Linked DNA regions of Homo sapiens: region 1 is linked to region 2. The links are chromatin loops, found by intact Hi-C in ENCODE. Cell type or tissue: K562. All regions are shown on one strand. Links, peaks and the distances in the headings refer to the core of each region. The heading gives the core; the rest is flanking DNA. Region 1 overlaps LOC105377343 (a long non-coding RNA gene). Region 2 has its middle 120 kb from the start of TSPAN5-DT.

Evidence for each region. A loop is a pair of places that touch in the nucleus more often than their neighbours do. Peaks named below come from ENCODE experiments on the same cell type or tissue, not always from the same donor. Only the 100,000 strongest peaks of a DNase experiment are listed, where the experiment ranks them.
Region 1: it touches region 2 in a loop (2.1-fold over the local background); 1 of 110 quality-filtered maps calls a loop at or near these places.

Annotation. Positions count from the first base shown.
Region 1 is chr4:98,836,436-98,841,823 of GRCh38, reverse strand. The region is part of intron 2 of LOC105377343 (a long non-coding RNA gene); the gene reads left to right. Among named protein-coding and RNA genes, the nearest start is that of EIF4E, 90 kb to the left of the region's middle. In K562, for the core only: a CTCF peak has its summit at 2,302; a DNase peak (open chromatin) is centred at 2,313.
Region 2 is chr4:98,777,240-98,782,627 of GRCh38, reverse strand. No RefSeq gene overlaps it. Among named protein-coding and RNA genes, the nearest start is that of TSPAN5-DT, 120 kb to the right of the region's middle. In K562, for the core only: no CTCF peak of the experiment used is centred there; a DNase peak (open chromatin) is centred at 2,337.

The DNA of each region.
Region 1 (5,388 bases), core at 83-5,082, 59 kb before region 2:
TGGATTTTTCTTTTCTACTGCATCATCAGACTGCAAATTTTCCAAACTTTTATCTTCTGTTTTCCTTTTAAAATGGAATGCTTTTAACAGCATCCAAGTCATCTCTTGAAAGCTGTGGTGCTTAGAAATTTCTTCTGCTGGATACCCTAAATCATCTCTCTCAAGTTCGAAGTTCCACAAATCTCTATGGTAGGGGCAAAATGCTGCCAGTCTCTTTACTAAAAGATAACAAGAGTCACCTTTACTCCATTTCCCAACAAGTTCCTCATCTCCATCTGAAACCACCTCAGCCTGGTCCTATTGTTGATATCACTATCAGCATTTTTGTCAAAGCCATTCAACAAGTCTCTAGGAGGTTCTAAACTTTCCCACATTTTCCTGTCTTCTTCTGAGTCCTCGAAACTGTTCCAACCTCTGCCTGTTACCCAGTTCCAAAGTCGCTTCCATGTTTTCGGGTATCTTTTCAGCAACACCCCGCTCTACTGGTACCAGTTTACTGTATTAGTCCATTTTCACACTGCTGATAAAGACATACCTGAGACTGGGAAGAAAAAGAGGTTTAATTGGACTTACAGTTCCACATGGCTGGGGAGGCCTCAGAATCATGGCGGGAGGCAAAAGGTGCTTCTTATATGGCAGTGGCAAGAGAAAATGAGGAAGAAGCAAAAGTGGAAACCCCTCATAAATCCATCGGATCTCATGAGACTTATTAACTACCATGAGAATAACACAGGAAAGACCAGCCCCCATGATTCAATTACCTCCCCCTGGGTTCCTCCTACAACATGGGAATTTTGGGAGATACAATTCAAGTTGAGATTTGGGTGGGGACACAGCCAAACCATATCAAAGACCTAAATAAAAGGCCAAACAATGAAATATTTAGAAGATAACATCTTCGTGGCCTTTGGCCATGGCACAAAATGCATTAATAATAAGAAAAAATTAATTTGATTACATTAAAATTATGAGCCTGTATTTCTCAAAAAAAGACCATTAAGATAGTAAAAAGGCAAGCAATAGAGTGGGAGAAGGAAATTGCAACATATATAGCCAACCAGAATATATAAAGCACTTCTACAGCATCAAGAAGGAAAAAGTTAAGAAAACTCACAGAAAAATTGCCAAAAAACCTAATCAACTTTACAAGGAAGATACCCATATAGTTCACAAACATGTGAAAAGGTGCTAAATCTTATCAGTATTTAGGAAAATATAAAGTAAAACCACAAGATAGTACCCCACACCCACCACATAGGCAAAAAAAGTCCTGCAAAAATTGAAAAGCCCAACAAAAAGTGGAAGGGTCAAATATTTTAAAAATTACATTGGTAGATCAAAATCCTACCATATTAATAACTGCATAAATATAAATGGACTAAACTATTAAAAGGTAGAGATTATCGAATGGATTAAAAAAGCAAGACTGACTCCAATGTATTCTATCCACAAGAAACGAACTTTAAATATGAAAGATATATTAAAAACAAAAGGATGGAAAGAGATATACCATGCAAATGATAAGCATCAGCATGTTGGGATGGGCATATAAGTGTCAGTTAATATACCTGACAAAACTAGTATCACAAAGCAAGGCTACAGGGTAATTGTACACATATCAGTGCACAAACTTTAAAATATTAACAATTAGAATCTAGTAGCACGCCCGGGCATGGTGGCTCACACCTGTAATCCCAGCACTTTGGGAGGCCGAGGCAGGCATCAGGAGTTCAAGACCAGCCTGACCAACAGGGAGAAACCCCATCTCTACTAAAAATACAAAATTAGCCAGGTGTGGCAGTGCATGCCTGTAATCCCAGCTACTTGGGAGGCCAAGGCAGGAGAAACGCTTGAACCTGGGAGGCAGAGGTTGCGGTGAGCCGAGATTGCATCACTGCACTCCCGCCTGGGCAACAAGAGCAAAACTCTGTCTAAAAAAAAAAAAAAAAAAAAGAATCTAGTAGCACATTAATGCAGTAATAGCCTATACTCTAGTTGGAATCATATCAGAAATACAAGAACAGTCACAAAGAAAACAATAACAGCTAACCAGGTTAATAGATAAGAAATGAGAATGACAGGATTATCTCTGTTGATGCATACAAGCATTTAAAAAATTTCAATATCTCTTTTTGATTTTTAAAAAAATAATAAGAATTAGAACTTTTCTTAACACATTTTTAAAGTCATGTATAGGCTGGACTGGGCTTTTACCTAGGGGGAGTAGGGGACAATCCTTTTCCAAGCTCCTTTAGGTTGTTGGCAGTGCTTAGCTCTTCGTGGTTGAAGGATCGCACTTCCTGTTTCCTTGCTTGCTGTCCGGCAGGGACTGCTCTCAGCTCCTGGAAGCTGTTAATATTTCTCACCACGTGGTTTCCTGCACTTCCAAAGCCAGCAATGACATGTCAAATGTTTCTGACACTTGGAATCTCTCTGACTTCCAGCTCTACTACCAGCTAGAGAAAAATCTGTTTTTATAGGGCTCATATGATTAAATTACACCAACCAAAGTTCTCTATCTCTCTATTTTAAGATCACATGATTAGTAACCTTAATTACATCTGCAAAATACTTTTGCCATGTAACTAATATAATCATGGGAGAAACACCAGGGGGCAGAGACCATGGTGACCATCTTAGAATTGTGCCTACAACAGAAGCTTAGAGAAACAAGGACAGGATTATGAAGGTGTGGTGTACGCCATGAATAGAGAGAAATAGCCTTAGGCTGTAAAAATTTAACATGTGATTTTTTTCTCTGTAACTTAAAAATAATCTTAAATTGAGAAAAAATACTCTCATAAAAAGGTAAAAGACAAAAGGGTCATATATTAAATTGCAAATTTTTTGAATAAACTAGGTTGGTGCAAAAGTAATTGTGGTTTCAGACTGAATTTTAAATCATTATAACTAGGCTTAAACATCTTTATTAATGAAAATGGGAACCATTACAATCAACACATTTTTGTCAGTGAGAAATGTTTGTTTATTCCTGTAGTATAAAGATCCTTGCTTCAAGATTTGACAAATGCTTGGTTGGCAGATGAGGCCAAATTTCGTAGCATAATTCGTCCAACTTTTGAAGCGTTGGTTGTGCAATGTGCAGTCAGGCATTGTTGTGAAGAAGAATTAGGCCCTTTCTATTGACCAATGCTGGCTGCAGGCTTTGCAGTTTTCAGTGCACCTCACCGATTTGCTGAGCATACTTCTCAGATGTAATGGTTTCACTGGGTTTCAGAAAGCTGTAGTGGATCAGACTGGCAGCAGACCACCAAACAGTGACCATGACCTTTTTTTGGTGCAATTTTGGCTTTGGGAAGTGCTTTGGAGCTTTTTCTTGGTCCAGCCACTGAGCTGGTCATTGCTGGTTGTTGTATAAAATCCACTTTTTGTCACATGTCACAATCCAATCGAGAAATGGTTCATTGTTGTTGCATAAACTTCTGGAACCACCACTGCACTGTACGTTCATTAGCAGTTCTGGGCCAGATGCACTGTTGATGTTGCAAGTTGTCTCCTCTGCTTTACGACCCATTTTGAACTCAACGAAGAAAATTGCTTTTTGTCTAACATCATTTCTGTAGTCTAAAATAAACATAAACAGAAAGTAATGTTATTAGCCAAAAAAGTGAGAAATACCCATTAAAATGATGTATAACATAACCACATTTATTTAAGAATGTATTCCAATATCAAATGGCAAATTTTAACAATGCAAAAACCACAATTACTTTTGCACTCACCTAGTATTATTTTAATTTCAGCACAGTGCTGAGCACACAGCCACTGTCCCCAACCATTTCTGTCATTATTTAAATGAAGACCACTCGAAAATTCTGTTCCCTAATCATCACAGGATTTCTATGTGGGATAATTTGGAGATGGATTTCTTTAATTTTTTTTCAAGATAAAGAGCTATTAAATTAGAAGTGTGTGTGTGTGTGTGTGTGTGTGTTTAACTCATTGTATGACATGGATCACTAAGGCCTGTTTTAAGGGAGTAATGGAAGTCATCCGGGAACACTAAAATTAACCACCTCACAATATTCCAAACTAATGGGAAATGCATGACTAATTCTATTCTGATATGGGACACCAATGCTACATAAAAATTATTTCAAAAATTTTAAAAGGAGTATTTTTTAAAATTAATGTTTTTAAAATTACCTTTTAAAATTCTAGATGAAAAATTCCTTTAAAGGTGTTAGAGATTACTAAATAAGAATGAACATATTTTGTGGAGAACTTATGTTGTACAGTGTATTATTTTGTACTCCAAATATCAGTTGTCAGACACATGCCCAAAATAATCTCTGACACAAGGTATCCAAGTTCATACTGTCTAATTTGTAAAACTTGATTCTCAGAGAGGGCTTCAGTGTGTTATTTAGAAGCTCACATCTTTGTCTCAACTTTTCATACATGCAAACGTAAAATTTGAATAACAGCCTGTGGAAAAAGCAACTTCCTCACATCATTCACCAATCACAAGCCTCCCTTCTTCCTTATATATGCACACACTTAACCTTCAAGTTTTTTTTTTTTTTTTTTTTTTTTTTTTTTTTTTTTTTTTTTTGAGGCAGAGTTTTGCTCTTGTTGCCCAGGCTGGAGTACAATGGCACGATCTTGGCTCACCACGAGCTCTGCCTCCCAGGTTCAAACCATTCTCCTGCCTCAGCCTCCCGAGTAGCTGGGATTACAGGCACGCGCTACTGTGCCTGGCTAATTTTGTAGTTTTAGTAGAGACGGGGTTTCTCCATGTTGGTCAGGCTGGTCTCGAACTCCTGACCTCAGGTGATCCACCCGCCTCAGCCTCCCAAAGCACTGGGATTACAGGCGTGAGCCACTACGCCCGGCCTTCAAGTTTTATTTATTTATTTTGAGATGGAATCTTGCTCTGCTGCCCAGGCTGGAGTGCAATGGCACAATCTCAGCTCACTGCAACCTCCACCTCCCAGGTTCAAGTGATTCTCCTGCCTAGCCTCCCGAGTAGCTGGGATTATAGGCACCCACCACCACGCCCGGCTAATTTTTGTATTTTAGTAGAGATGGGGTTTCACCAGTTGGTCAGGCTGGTCTCGAACTCCTGACCTCAGGTGATCCTTCTGCCTCAGCCTCCCAAGTGCTGGGATTACAGGCGTGAGCCACCATGCCCGGCCATCTTTCAAGTTTTTTAAAATGTTGTTTTAACAACATCAACTGGAAAAGCATGGAAATAGTTAAGAATGCACTTTGTATCCATTTGGGTTTACTTTATTTTGATAACAGGGTTTTCATCATCACTTCTAAATTATTTATGAGGTAAAAGAAAAGTAGCATGTCATAGTAGAAAGTGCCCTGGGTTAGGATCCAGGGGGCCTGGGTTCTGGTCCTGACTGTACTCTGCTA
Region 2 (5,388 bases), core at 115-5,114:
GCTTTAGGTTCACAGCAAAATTGAGAGGAAGGTATAGAGATCGCCCATATACCACCTTCCCCCTCACATGCAAAGCGCCCCATTATTAACATCCCCCGCCAGAGTGACATTGACATTTTGGAACAGCAGAGTGCCCCCCTCCCACACATGCACTCTTCTTTTTAAAAAAACAACAGTCTTCATTTGTGTCTCTCTGGTGTTTCCTGGTGTCTCAGGCTGTGCATTTTTGGTCATCATGCTACAGAGGCAAGGCTGTGTCCTTCATGGGGCATCACACCAGGAGGTACATGTCATCCATCCATCCTTCACTGGTAAAGGTAATTTTGATATCCACTGAATAACTACTGTTTGTTTTTTCTCCTTTGAACTAATAAGCAGTCTGTGGGGAGATGCTTTAAGACCATGCAAGTATGCTGCTCCTCTTCAAAATCTCCCCCTGGATTTAGCATCTGTTGGTGTGTTTTGCTGACTTCATCTTTATTCTATGGCTGCAAAATGATGATTTGCCTCTCCAGCACTCTCTCCACACTGAACGTTTAGCCCTCAGCATTCCACTGTAAGCGACAGCCCTCCTGTCTCCACTATTTATGTTTTTTAAAAATTATCGATATGGATCCATGTGTTTCTATTATTCCACGGTTTAAAATTTAGTTTTGTACTAGTATTTCAATTTACCCAATTTGGACAGTGGAACCCCTTCAAGGTGTCTCCCAAGTCCTTGTAATATATTCTGTTATTTTTGTGCATACTTTACTTTCTGGTCTAACAAGATTTTCCAGGCTCATCTGGCACCTATCCTGCCTCTGCCTTGGAATCTGCCATTACTCTGAGTAGTCCTGGTCCCTTTTTGTGGGGAATATTAGAGACTACATCTGGGCATTAGGTAGACTCACTGCCACTGGGATGTCTTTGCTTTTTGTGCTTTCAGCAGAGAGATCTAGGAAACATCAGCATGTATATCCACTTATACACACACGTACACACAGAAGAACATAAACATGTACATGCACATACATGTACACATTTTAGAAATCCTGAGTTTGCATCCTATCTCCAATTCCCATCCATTCCCATAGAGCTCTTTCTTGCTGTGCCTCATTCTGTATTGGTGTGGCCCCTCTTCCATAGTGAAAACCAAGCAACCTGGATACATTTATTCTTCTTTTGCTTAATTCTGTATTGCATCTAAAATATTTTCCAAATTGCTTCACTCATACCACTAAATTTAATAAACTTACTGTGTTAGTCAGGGTTCTCTAGAGGAACAGCACAAATAGGATGGAGAGAGAGAGAGTGAGAGTAAGAGAGGGAGACAGTCATTTATTTTAGGGTATTGGCTCACATGATAATGGAGGCTGGCAAGTACAAAATCTGCAGGGCAGGCCATCAAGCTGGAGACTCAGGGCAGAATTAACATTACAACTCGAGTCTGAAGACAGCCTGGAGACAGAATTCCTTCTTTCTGGGAGACCAATTTCTCTTAAGGTCTTCAACTGATTGGATAAGGCCCACCCATGTTATGGAGGATAATCTGCATTACTCAAAATATACTGATTTAAATGTTAATCTCATCTAAAAAACACCTTTGCTGCATCATCGAGACTAGTATTTGACCAAATATCTGGGTACCGTGGCCTCACCAACCTGACACATACAATTAACCATCACACCTACTAAGAAGAAGAAAACTTGCAGAAGAAATCTCAAAGGGAAGTGTGATATGTACCATGGAGAAGGTGAGAGCACCCCCATTTAAAGGATGGGGAGAAGGGGTAGAACACCCTCCATGCCCACCCTGGCTTGCCCCAGACCCCTGGAATTCCACGTGTCCCAGATTGAAAACTACTGCGTTGGCCTCAAGGAGTCATTAATGAGGGAATCAAAGGCAATACTACTGAGGAAGGGGTTCCTTTTGGAGGAAGGCAGGGAAGTGGCCTTTTAGGCCATCAAGTTATACCTCGACTATGCCTACCCACTGCAAGGTAATTTATTCCCACCCACTGCAAGGTAATTTATTCCCTTCCACAACTTTTGTAGCTCTTCCTTTTTCTTTGCTAAGGGCAGAGGCTAGGACATACATTTGAAGAAGCTCTTCTCAAATCCTCCCCTTCCCCGACACTCATACACTTCGTCTTAGCCATATAAGGCAAAGAAATATGTACTGGATTTTAAGAGTAAGTCCAAGGGATACAGTCACTGCTGATATGAGGGATTCCCTAGGAAATTTTGTTATCTGAAAGTACATGGTTACAGTACTCCTCAGACAAATGCTTCTCTCCTGGGTAAGGAAAAGTGTTCCAGATAACCATGCCTCCCACAGCCCAGATCTCACGCTTATCTGTTTTGTATGTCTGCGTCAGCTTTGCTTTGGTAGAAGCATTTTATTCTGCTGAGACAGTGGAGAGCAGCTGTTTGATCCCTGACCAGAGATAACCCTGGAGAGCTTCTATCTTACATGCTGGAAATTCTGAGTAAAATGACCATTCACAGAATTTCTGAGAGAGAGCAAGGCGTCTCTCTTCCAACCCAAAAAAAGACATCATGAAAACACATACACACACACACACACACACACACACACACACACACATACTCACCAGGAAGATTCTTCGATGCACGGCATGTGAGTGGAGTTGTTGGACTGGCACAGAGGGACACACAAGCTTCCCTCCATGTGCACTTTGGCAGGGCTCACAGCCATAACCCAGGCTGCAGCTGTTCCATATCTTGGAGGCATCAGTGTTACTCTTGGTGGGTGGCCTATACTAGGGCATTCCTCAGAGGCCTGGGCACTGTAGGCATGCCCACCTCTGTCAAGGCAGTGACCTGCATGGAAAAAGGAGCTGCACAAATGGAGGGGAGGAGGGACTAAGGAAAGGCCCCCCAAGCTATGGCTAAGGGGAGGGAGAAGCTGACAATAAAATGCCTTTGCTGAGTGCTGGCATGTTCTTCCCAGATGCAGCCCTGTCTGCCTCACTGGTCTGAGTAGGACTAGCTAGATCAATGTCTGCAGCCCAGCTCTCAGCACATCTCTCCCCAGACCAAGACTCTTAAGGATACAGCCCAAACTCGCTTCCCGTCACGACTGTCCAGCCTGACACTGGGTACCTTCCAGCCTCTTCTCGTACCCATAAACAATATGTGTCTGCCACACCAGACTGCTCTCTGTTTCTGAAACATATCCTATTCCCTCGTGACATCATGGCTTTGCAATATGCTCCCTTTTCCTAGAATGTCCTTCTAAACCCCTCTCTGGCAGATACTCTTCTTCAAGAACCAGTTCAAACCTCTTCTCCCCTACACCTTCCCTGACTTCCCTTCCTTAATTCCTTCTCTACATTCCCTTGGCAATCTGATCTCAGTTCTCACACAGCTGTAATTATTTATTATGGTCTCTGTCCAATTTCCCTCGTGCACACATATTTGTCGTGTGAGGCCCTGAGACTTTAAGCCTGTTGTTCTGCCTGGGTCCACTCAGACAAACTCCACACCCCAGCTGTGCTCCCAGCCTAGGTCCTAAAGCCCTTCTCTTCTGCAATTCTTGCTGTCAATGTCCTGCTGTGGGCCTTCCCAGGGCTGGACTTCCTACCTTGCCCTCCTTCCATGGCCAACCCGCTCATCCTGGATCTGTTACTGAGTATCTTTCTCTGAGGACTAAGCACAGATTTAGTTTCCTGTGCCAGGTACTTGCACGTTGCCTGTGATTGGTTGGCTCCTCCAGGTAACAACTGCGTTCATTCCAATCTGGACGTAGCATCAGCCTCTTCATTCCTGTTGGGTGGGCCCTGACTCCAAAGACAGAAGTCAGGCACCCCCACCCTGCCAGCAGTAAGGTTTGTAATAGTACCGTCTCTTTTTTCGTGTGAAAGCTCCTAGCACAATGTGTGGCACTTAGGTGGCAAGCAATGCTTTTTGAATAATGAATAAATAAGCCCTAAACCTCTCACATAATATGATTTAATACAAAACCTTGTTAACAGTTATTACTGCAGGGAAAACCCAGGCCTTGGCCTGTGTTCTTAGCCACCATAAGAAACCCTTTCTAACGTTTAAAAAAACTTAGGACCCACATAAAATTATAATTTTATTAATTTAGTTGACAAACAATTGATTCACAAATTACTACAGATACAGTTTCCAGCTAATGGATTCACAAAGCCCTTGGAACAGTCACAACAGTTTCGGAAGCTCTGTGTTAGTGTTGACTTTGGACTGAGCTGTTACGCAAGTTGATTCATCTACCAGTTTACAAATATCGTGGTGTGACTCACCCTACACTAGTTGATTTTGTTAGTTTTTCTCCCAGCAGAAACTGTAGAGCTCACAGTTTTGTATATCATGAGATGCCACTTCATACCTAATAGAATGGGTAAAGTGAAATATAAAAACACCAAGAGTGGATGAGAAAGTAGAGCAACTAGACTCTCATACCTTCCTGGTGAGAATGGAAAATGATGTATGGGTCCATCTGAGTCGGGTCTGTCCCCACCAAAACTCATGTTTGGGTTTGGCCCCCAGTGGAGCCAGTGTTAAGAAGTGGTGCCTTTAAGAGGTGATTAGATCATTAAGAGAGATCAAAGCCTTTCTCCAGGGAGTGAGCTCTCGTTCTTGCAGGACTGGATTGGGTATTGCGAGAGCAGGTCGTTATGAAGCGAGGCTGCCTCATATTTGGTCTTTGCATGCCCCACGTTCCCTTCCTTTTCTCCCCCATGTTCTGATGCTGCACGAGGCCCTCACTAGATGTGGCTGCCCATCTTGGATGTCCCAACCTCCAGAATAGTGAACTAAATACATCATCTCTTTCCTTTATAAATTACCCAGTTTTGGGCATTTTGTCATAGGAACAGAAAATGAACTAAGACAGTAATAGAACTATTTTACTTGAAACCATGTTCATGTATATAAGTCTGATAAAAACCTATTACTTTAATTTTCCACATTAATATTTTGTAAGAAAAAACCATATGATCATCTCGATATCTAATTTTAAGAGCACTAGATAAAATTGAGCATACCTTCCAATAAAAACCATTTAGAAAAGTAGTAATAGAAGAAACTATCTTAACCTGATAAATGTTTCTACCCAAACTCACCAAAACATTATACGTAATCATGAAAAATAAAAATTATTTCATTAAAATCAGAAGGACAAAATACCCAATATCACCGTACCTATTTAATAATATACCAGAGATCCTATGAGTATAATAAGTTTTTGTTTTTGTTTTTTTGAGACAGGATCTCACTCTGTCACCCAGGCTGGAGTGCAGCGATGTGATCTCAGCTTGCTGCAACCTCCACCTCCTGGGCTCAAGCGATCCTCCCACCTCAGCCTCTTAAGTAGCTGAAACTTCAGGTGTGTGCCACCACACCCAGCTAATTTTTTGT